Linked DNA regions of Homo sapiens: region 2 is linked to region 1. Evidence: chromatin loops called from intact Hi-C (ENCODE). Cell type or tissue: mammary epithelial cell. All regions are shown on one strand. Each heading gives the region's core, and the rest is flanking DNA. Links, peaks and the distances in the headings are about the cores only. Region 1 overlaps LINC01090 (long intergenic non-protein coding RNA 1090). Region 2 overlaps LINC01090 (long intergenic non-protein coding RNA 1090).

The links. Hi-C counts contacts between places; a loop is a spot of excess contacts. Peaks named below come from ENCODE experiments on the same cell type or tissue, not always from the same donor. Only the 100,000 strongest peaks of a DNase experiment are listed, where the experiment ranks them.
Region 2: it touches region 1 in a loop (2.7-fold over the local background); 1 of 110 quality-filtered maps calls a loop at or near these places.

What each region holds. Positions count from the first base shown.
Region 1 is chr2:188,196,716-188,202,107 of GRCh38, forward strand. All of the region lies in intron 1 of LINC01090 (long intergenic non-protein coding RNA 1090), which reads right to left. Among named protein-coding and RNA genes, the nearest start is that of LINC01090, 88 kb to the right of the region's middle. In mammary epithelial cell, for the core only: no CTCF peak of the experiment used is centred there; a DNase peak (open chromatin) is centred at 3,296; H3K27ac peaks cover 1,641 bases.
Region 2 is chr2:188,140,667-188,146,058 of GRCh38, forward strand. The region is part of intron 2 of LINC01090 (long intergenic non-protein coding RNA 1090); the gene reads right to left. Among named protein-coding and RNA genes, the nearest start is that of LINC01090, 140 kb to the right of the region's middle. In mammary epithelial cell, for the core only: no CTCF peak of the experiment used is centred there; a DNase peak (open chromatin) is centred at 2,165; H3K27ac peaks cover 1,997 bases.

The DNA of each region.
Region 1 (5,392 bases), core at 304-5,303:
AATATCTTCCATTGCATAGCTTCCAGATTCTTTACAAATGATATATCCACTTCCAGAAATCACTGTTACTGGAGCAATGTCAAATGACACAATCCCTTAGATTACCAAGGGAACAAAGACAGAATAAATTTGGTAACTGTTCAACAGGCAGAACAGAGTACAAAATAAGCAACAAATGATGCAATGTTGCATTCAAACTGAAGACAATATTTTTTATTCCCTGTGTTCTGCTTCTTGCCTTCTTATTAGCTTTTTTCTTACCAAGGCTTCACCTTTTGTTCCTAGGCTATAGTTACCCAAATCAGACCAAAGTGCTCATGCATGCTTCACCCAGTTTAGAAGCAATTACATTTATGCTAACTATGAAAACTGATACAGCTAAGTCTCACTACAAAAAAAAAATCAAATAATTCATTAAAGACATAAAAAGATTGACCACTAAACATTTATTTGAATAACTCTTAATTCTTAAAAAAAATTATTTTAAGTTTAACTTAGCATTGCTTTGTTCTTCCTTGAATTAGAGCATTGCTGTAATATTCTCTTATTCCCTAAGTAGCTTTTTCCTCAATTTTCAATTTATTGTCACCTACACCTTCTAAGCCACTTATATCTGGCATCATTGCTAATTTCCCTCTTCCCTGGATCTTTCATTTTTAATCAATCAACAAATATTGCCAATTTGTATCTCATATTTTCATCCACTATATTAGTTTGTTTTCACACTGCTATGAAGAACTGCCCAAGACTGGGTAATTTATAAAGGAAATAGGTTTAACTGACTCATAGTTCAGCATGGCTGGGGAGACCTCAGGAAACTTAAAATCATTTTGGAAGGTGAAGAGGAAACAAGGCACCTTCTTCACAAGGCGGCAAGAAGGAGAAGAGCTGAGCAAAGGGGGAAGAGCCCCTTATAAAACCATCACATCTCATGAGAACTCATTCACTATCAGGAGAACAGCATGGGGGAAACCACCCCCATGATTCAATTACTCCTACCTGGTCTCTCCCTTGACACGTGGGGATTATGGGGATTACAATTCAAGATGAAATTTGAGTAGGGACACAAAGGCTAATCATATCATCCACATATTCTCTTTATTTTCCATTCACTTATTTCTTATTAGCAAAAGCTAATGTATATATTAATTTTTTAGTTTCAAGAAGCTGTATTATGTAAAGAAGGGTTTCTAGATAGTGATGTGAACCCAGAAAATCTGAGACAGGTCTCAGTTAATTTAGAAAGTTTATTTTGTCGAGGTTGAGGACTTGCCTGTGACACAGCCTTAGGAAGTCCTAACAAAATTTGCCCGAGGTGGTTGGGGTACAGATTGGTTTTATGCATTTTAGGAAGACATGAGACATCAATCAATATATGTAAGCAGTACATTGGTTTGGTCCGGAAAGGCAGGACAACTTGAAGCAAAGGCAGGAAGACTTGAAGATTCCAAGGAGGGAGCTTCTAGGTCACTTAGATAGGTGAGATATAATGATTGCATTCTTTTGAGTTTCTGATTAGCCTTTCCAATGGAGGCAATCAAATATGATCTGTCTCAGTGAGCAGAGGGATAACTTTGAATAGAATGGGAAGCAGGTTTGCCCTAAGCAGTTTCCAGCTTGAGTCTTCCTTAGTGATTTTTGGGGGCCCAAGATATTTTCCTTTCACAGTGGTATAGAAATTTTTAAAGGGGAAGGAAAGAATAACTCTAGTATGATCTGGTGGAAAAACCAACCTACCAACACTGACTCTTCAATGAGGTGTTGAAGTGATAGTCAGTATGTTCACTCTTCACCCTTCTAGATGCTTCCTCAATGCTGTCCTTCACCCTCAGGGTCAGCAAGAGGTATGCTCTGGGATTCTTTTGCTATCAAGATGGTGAGTTTCAATAAGTAATTGATATTGTATTTTCTGCCTTACATTGTGGCCCCTTTAAAAGGATGTCATTGTAGCTTAGGTATTTAACTCATTGGTTGAATCTCAGGCACTGGAACCTATGACCACAATGGCATCAATAAGGCCTTGAGAATAATCCAGTTTTCATAGGTCAAAAAGGATAACTAAGTAAAATTAGAGCAGTATCTTCTATCTTATGAGTCATCTACATAATATAATATTTTTACTTCAGGACTTAGATTATTCAGTGATAAATTATGCATAAAATTGTAGTTGAAAATAAGAAAGAAAAAAGTCCTTCTTGAACTTAACATTGAAAACCCAGACCAAGCTATACATTAACTCATATGTGAACATGGTTTCTAAATTTCTGAAATGTAGTCAAGAGTGGCAACACACTCCTGTAGGCCAGCTACTTGGGAGGCAGAGGTGGGAGGATCACTTGAGCACAGGAGTTCAGGCTGCAGTGAGCTATGATTGTGCCTATGAAGAGCCACTGCACTCAAGCCTGGGCAACATAGCAAGATCCTATCTAAAAAAATAAAATATTCTGAAATGTAGATCATAAACTATATTAATATGTTAAAATGGAGAAATTAAGTAACTATTTATTTGTTTTCTATTTAAAAAGTTAAGCTTTTGCCCGCAGAAATTATGTGCATATGCCCTTTACAGAGGATGATGAACCGTTGTGTGCAAAGATCTCAGAGAATGCCTCCAGATTCACTGTTCTGTCTTCTACCTTGTTGAGCTCAGAAGTCAAGCTGGAAAACTAGCCAGAGGAATAGGCCTTCTCTCAGAAACAAAGAAATGAACAGAAAAAACTGTTATTTTATAGGATTCCCCAAAAGTTTAAAAAATAAGAATAAACCTGGCTTTCTGGGCCCTCTAAAAATAGTAAGTATTTGTAGCACTAGGTTGGACTCACCACTTAGCCTTGAATTGAATATTTAAAGCTTACATAACATATAGAAAACATCTCTTCATTTCAAAGGAGAAACAAAAAGGAAACCCAGAGATTTAAAATTTATTAGCCCTAGATAGCTAGTTAGGGGCAGAGCAGAAACAAGAAACAAACTTCTCGACTCCAAATTCAAGTCCTTTCTGCCCATTTTACTTTCTAAAAATAGGAAAATCAGATTAAACATTCCCTAGACTGAATTCCTGTCCTTGGAAAGGGTGAATTCCTGGTCTGCTACCTAAACTTGCATGTGGATCTTCGGTATGTTGACCACGAGTTAATGACTCATTCCCTATTAACCATAGTTATTCTCTCTCCCTACTCTTTGAACAGCCCACAGTCATTTCTGTTATTACAAGATTTGACTCTCTGCTCTCTCTGTAAATCTCATTTTTAAAATTCTCTTTTCCTTGATCACTGTACCCTGGAATACCTCCTTGTTGTCTCTTGTACCTCAGGGGCATTGTACTTCTCAGTTGTGATGTTCTTCCTCCAGATACTCTCACAGCTCACTCCCTTGCCATGGTCAAGTTTCTGTGCAAACGTCACCCTGTAAGTGAGGACTTTCTTAACTATTCTATGTAAAGTAGGTCTACTCTAAAAATCCCCCTCTCTTTTCTGTGAGATATAAAAATATTTTTAAAATCTTTTATATATTTGTATAGCCCTCATCATTTGGCATACTATGCTTTTTGCATATTTATTTATTTCTTAAGTATCCTATTCACTAGGAATACAACTTCCATTAGGGTAGATTTTGGTTTGCTTCGTGTACTGCTGCATGTGCAAAACCTACAACAGTGCTTGGCATAGTTTGTGTTCAATACATTTGTTGGACTAAATTAATCAACACTTAATGCTTCTTCCCCAGGTGCCCATTTCTCCAACTTCCTTCACTCCTCAACATATATCACCACTGTCTTTCATCTAGGACTGCTAGGCCTTCCAACTATAAAGAAATATAAAAAATGAAAACTTTAGTTAAATTTCTCAGGGGAAATTACACCAGTAAAACGACAACAAGGCAATGGGTCTCTTTTGGATGTGCACACATTGAGGAAATGAACCATTTATGTCAAATGTAGTAATAAGCCTTCCTCTTTCTCTACCTTGTTCTCAATGGTATAAAATCAGATCTTTTCTCAAAACTCCCATAACAAGTTAAAAAAACATTTATCTCAACATTTAATACACTTTCCTATGTTTGTAAATATTGCTCTCTCTAATCTGATTATGAATTTCTTAAGATCGGAGACAGTTCTCCATCTTTCTTTTCCTCAGGATGATTAAAACATAGGAAATGCTAGTAAATTTTTACTTAATTGACTTGAATTAAATATTACAGTGAAATTAAGACAAGAAGATCTCCATGAAGCCAGTGACTGCCTTGTATCTCTAGAATTCCAATGCTTGGAGCAAAGCTAACAGATAGCAGGAAGTCTGTAAAGGTGAAATTAATGAATAAAATAATGAGGCAGAGTTGGAAAAAAGCAAAAGTTCAGAGTAACAGGAAGACTGATTAAGCGATTCATGCCAAAAAGCAAAGTAAAAGTATTTTTAAGTCTGAGACAAAGAGACAGAAAGAGACTACCTGAAAGTCATCCAGAAGGAGACTACTTCACCAAAAAAAGGTGTGACTCACTATATTACTCTATTTGCTTTATTGTGATACTTTCGAACCAAACTCACAATATCTCTGAGATATGTCTCTACTTACATATCTATGATAAAGTTTAATTCATAAGTTAGGCACGGTAAGAGATTAAAACAATCACTAACAATAAAATAGAACAATTATAATAATATACGGTAATAAAAGTTGTATAAATATGATGTCTCAAATTACTGTAATATTTTTGGACTGTGGAAAGATAAACCATGGATAAGGGGAGACTACTGTATTCCAAATCTTATTTCACTTATTTTATTTTCCTAAACACTCTCACTGAAACTTTACTTCACAAATAGATTCAATGGGCCTAACTTCCCTACGTGATTATTAATATTTTAAGAACTCATATTTATATACTATTGCTTTAAATAATATTCACCTAAAGGAAGCTCTCCATAAGTTTTTAAACACTTATAATTTATTAAGCATGTTATACTAATGAATTACTATCAATTTACCTATATAACATTTTTTTTTTGTTAAGAAATCCAAATATTTTTATAGGGTGACCCCTGGAAATCTGTCATTCTATTAGGGGCCTGTTAACCACTGTGAAAGAAGATAAATGTGCATAGGCACTGAAATAGCTACTTATCCTGAGAAGCCAAATCCCATTAACCCAGCTAAATTGACTCTACTCACACTGATTTGATCAGAGAATCACTTAGCAGAAATCAGAGGCATTTGCCACTGTGGGCGAAAATAGTATCCTAAACTGCTTTCAAGTTTGAATCAAGGACAGCAATATGATATAAACGAAAGTATCAACAATGAATAATTCTGGGTCATTCCTACCCACTGCTTCTGAAGAAATGTAGGCTGACTTTATTTGAGCTATTGTATGTATAATTGTTAAATAGCATTG
Region 2 (5,392 bases), core at 270-5,269, 56 kb before region 1:
TCAGTGTTGTCACTACTGATATTTTGGGTGGGATAATTATTTGTAATGGGGAGGCTCTGTCCTGTGCATTAAAGAACACTTAGCAGCATCCCTGGTTTCTACTCATTAGATGACAATAGAATCTCAGTTTTGACTACAAAACATGTCTCCAGGCTTTACCAAATGTCCCCCAGGGTTCAAAAACATCCTTGGTTGAGAAGCATTGTGTTACAATGTATTGTGTGAAAGAGATGTTAAAGTTGTATTTATATTAAGTGTTGTGATGGAAGACGTAGAAGATGATGAAGGTATATAGAGGAATGCATACGTGAATCATTGCAAGGACATAAGAAAAGCAACTCATTAAAGTGACAGGGAACACATAAGACATTTCTTCCGTCCACAAAAAGCACACAATCTAGCAGATATAGGAAGTGGACAAATAGACCATTACAATATAGTATAATGAAAATACCCTTAGAAGTATGCAAGAATGAGACAAACACAGAAGTATCCCTAAGGAAGATTTTAGGACTCCAGAAAAAGTTACATGAATAAGTACGATGCATTACAAAAGGGCATGGATTATATTTATTAGCATTAAGTATTTATGGAGTTTGGAAGTTCAAAGAAGATGTGGAGGACATAACTTAAAAATATACAACTTGATTTCTGCTGTCAAAAAGTATAAAACAAAGTATGAAGGGCCCAATATTTATAAAACTATTAGAAAACAATAAAGTTCTAATTCTTGTGATGTAATACACAAAATTAGTACCTCCAAAAAGGAAGCAGTCAGTGTGGGCTGCAATAATAGCAGCTTCATAGAGAAGATAGGAATTGAGAGGGGTTTTAGAAAGAGAAAGGCAAATGAGGATGATAGGCCCATCAAGGCAACAGGGAAGGAAGCATAAAAGGAAATCCTCCATGATAAGAATGAGCAGGAAGGTTGGAGCTGAGTCTGTGACACTGGGGCAATAGTGACAGTATAAAATATATAAGGACAGGTTTTGAAAGCAGAGAAGCAGTTGCAGTACACAAATTTAAACCATGCTGTTTTTTTTTTTTTTTACCAGTACACTGGCAGGTAAAAGTCTACTTGAATATAACTGCATAGTTAATATATAATATTAATGAGAGAAATAAAGAAACTGGAAGAAAGTTTCAGTAATCCAGGGTGAGATGGCAAGTCTAGTGACAATAGGTTGAACAACAAAAAAAGGTGAAATCCAAATGTGTACAGTAAATATTTGCATTTTTTGTATATTAGTTATACTTTAATAAAGCTTTTGAAAAAGAATTGTAAATAATAGCACTCAGCATCCAACGAATTGTTCTCTCTCCTTTGTTTCTTTGTCCAAAACTTCTGTAAGGTTTAGCTTTAAAGGAAATAATGACTACAGGAAATAAAACAATTGGAAAAGTGAGGTGATGAAGGTAGAGGAAGATTGAATTAAAATAAAGAATCCTTGTCTGAACCAGGGATTCTCAAATCTAACTGCATTTTTGGAAGTATGGGGAGAGTCTTAAAGTTAGTGATTCTCTTGGTCAAACCCAGAGAAGCTTATATATTGACCATCCCCACTGCTGGTATGTTATAAAACTTCCTGATGACTCTAATATGCATCCAGGGCTGAGAATTACTTGTCTGGACTCACCTGAGACTGTCTTCACCTGGAGTCCCTTGACACTCAAGCTTTTGTTAGGCACACAGCTTTTCAGTAGATACTCATAAGGGGTGAGCACTGGCCCTACAACCTTTCCTCTTTTGAATTATGCACTAATTAATGATCTTCAAACCTCCTTTTTTTCATACATAAAATTAATATAACCATAAACTTCACAGTGAATTAATTCATTAGACTGGCAAAATCTACCAAGTATTTCTTGCTTCTGGTGATAGTTTTCACAATTTTAGATGATATGAAATGTTTTGGAATAAAATTACAGTTTCTTCTAAGGAACCATGTTTGTCCTTTCCTTTCTGAATAAGAAAAACAAGAGTATAAGGAGAAAGAGAAAGAGGAAGAACTATTCTTTTTTCATCTCACCCTGTTGATACATATTCAATATTAAACAAGGGTTTCTTGAAAGAAAAATTAATGATTGCATCAGGATATGTTCATGTCTATCCTTGTCCCTCTGCCTCTTCAAATAGTGCAACATATTTTCCTGATGAGTAAAACTTTCAGTGATGTTATCATATGACTGGAAAACAATACGAGAACAAGATCTCAACCAAAGCTCTGAAATTCATTATGGGAAATGTGCAAAAAACATCCTACTCAGAAATGCAGTACCAAACATAGATGGCATTGTACTTAAATTAGAAATTCTCTCATGATACTTGGAATATACTTGTAATTATGCAAATTTACAAGGACATGTTTATTCACATTTTTCTGGAATGTTAAAAGTTGAAATTCATTTTGAACCAACCAATGGTAGGAGTGATTAATACTCACTAACCAATACTCTCCTTTGTCTTAAAGTGACTGGGTTGTGTTCGATCAAATGTTTTTGGTCAAATTCTCTTTTTATCTACTCGGAAAAAAAAAAAACACACCACATTTTCAAAGACAAGGAAATGGTGTTTTTATAAAAATGCAAATATGATTAGGTCATTGCCCTGTGTAAAACCATTCTGTGGCTTTCTATTGCTCTTGCTTTAAATTAGATTTATCTTAAACTAGCCTATAAGGCCCTTCTGACCTCTCTTACTTCATCTTATGCCACTTTCCCCTTTGCTTTCTGTATTTTAGCTATGCTGCTCTTTTTTCACTTTCTCAGATGTCAAAGTCTGCTCCAGCCTCAGAACTTGAGACTGCCAGTCCCTCTCCTGGATTTCCCTGCACCCTCAGTTAACTTATCCTGTTTAGGGAAGACTTAGCTGAACTGACAGATTAGGGTAGGTACCTATATTGTCTACTGTCTGAGATCGTTCCTTAATGGTACATAAGTATGTACAATTGTATATTTTGTGTCATATTTGATTTGAGACTCTCACCCACATTTGTGTTTAAGCGTCCTGATAACAGGGATCTCATGTGCTGATTATTATAGTCCTAATATTTAGCCCAGGGTCTGATACATGGCAAGCACAGAAATAATAACTTGAGGGTTGGACAGGGTTGTAACAGTTGGGTGGGAGGTTTTTGTCTCTTAGACTCCAAATCCATAGCATAAAAGCAACATTGATTACATTTAGCATTTGTGATAGTTTGGGTATTACAAGCCTGAGGTTTCTACACATCAAGGGGGCCATGAAAGTAGTGGGGACTCTCAGGCTCCATTATTTGGAAAAGCCCAAGGGAAGGTATACTTGTCCTAAAAAACACTGCACACACACAATGATTACAATATCAAATCTTTTGGATTGTAACCAATGATAACATATCAGCACCCTTGAAGTCATGCTCATCAGAAGCCTTGATTGGCTCTGGTTTATGTCTGATTAATACCAAATGGGAAAAATGTAATCTAAGAAAAGCAGTTTAGAAGACAAAGTCCATTATAACAAGATCAACTAAGGAGAAAAACAATAGAAGTCATCTGTGGAAATAACCAGGAGGTCCTGGCAATAAGAGAGTGGTAAGGACAGTAGCTCTTAAATCTCAGCTCTACCACTCCCAGCTATATAAATTTGGACACATTTTTAAAACTAAATAAGCTCCAGTTTCTGATCTGTAAAATGGGGACTAATAATATTCACTTTATATATGTAAAGTGCCTGACACAGTGTCATGTCAGAGAGAAGGCACTATAATGTCTGGCTAATGTGGGTAACAATAGTAGAATTAATAACTATTGGATATATGCAGCCAAGAGTCTTTTTACTAAGATATCTTCAGGGATAGCTGTAAACTGCACTTTGTGTATGCATTAGTATCTCTTCTCATATGTTTAAACAGATAGCAAATATCGTTCAGTGAGGGAATTGTGACTCTTTTAATTGACTTTAGTAAGAATTAAATAATAACTGTGGATAAATTAATTTTTACCATTTTTCTTACATTCAAATTACTGTTGTCCTATGAATTTTTGTCTGTAAGGAAGCAAATCTAAGCAAATTTACATATTTCACAGACTTTTCTATTGAGCTTTTAAAATTTGATAAAGTTGTAGGTGCCATTGGTCTGTCTGTTGTCTGATATGTAGCAAAAATTTTAATTACTGCTGGAAGTTACAAAATATTTTTCAATTTTATTTCATAATTAGACAATAATGACATTTTCAAGTGAGTATATTTTCTATAACATTTTATGCATTTCAATTTATTTAGTAAGTGAAAAAAGTACAGAGATAAGTGTTAATTTATAAAAAGAAAGCTTTATTAAACTACCATCAGGAAAAGAAAAACTATTAAAATGGTTTTAGCATTCATATAAGGCAAAAATGATTCTCTTATTTCCTTGGTCAATGCACACATACATTTCTTTATGTTTGTGAAAAGAGGGCTTTCCATGTCTCACAGATCTATTAATATTCATTTAACCCTGTGTTCAATTATCAGTTGTAATAAGGATTTTATTTTCAAGTTCTCAAAAGTGATGCCACGCATTTACAATGTTCACTATGGTAGGAATTATATGTTTCTAATAGATACACCAGTATGGATCTTAAGAATGGGCTTCAGCGTGTCCATGAATTATCTGAAAACTATATTCCAATGGTTGTGCATGTTTGTATTTTTATAAAGAGAATATTAGCATTTTAAAGAGTCTCTTCCTCTGGTATTTTAAAGTAATTCTCATTTGAGACACTTGTAGCTGAGAAGACGACAAATTATTATGCACTTATGAATCTAACACCCCAGAAGAGACTGACAAAAACTATAAGTAAATGAGTATATAAGTATGGCTTGTCTCATGAAAAAGCAGCTACATCTACTTTACACTCATTTATTCATTAAACATAGTTTAAGAATACAACATAGTAGACTCATGTCTACATGCTGGAGGTAAAGTTGTGAAGAAAAAAAGGGATGAAAATGCTACTCTCATGGAGCTACCTTCTAGAAGTGGAGACAGGCAGTAAACAAAATTAATAAAGTAAATACATCATATATTAGGAATAGAGATTAGTGCTAAAGAGACAAATAAAACAGAATATCAGCCTAGAAACTGTTTGGGGTGGAAGTGAAGGGGTTACAACTTTAGACACAATGGCTAGGGAGGGTCTCACTGAGGCAAGGCTACCTGAAAAATGAATTGAAGAAAGTGCTTTAAAGCAAATTATTAGATATCTGAAGAATAAATCAGACAGAGGTAAAGAAGTCAAAGGTGGTTACATGAATATATTCAATTTCTATTGCTGCCATGACAAATTACCAGAAATTTATCAGGTTTAAAAGCGACAGATGTGTTATCTTACAGTTCTGCATTTCAGAAGTCTATCAGCAGTCTCACTTGGC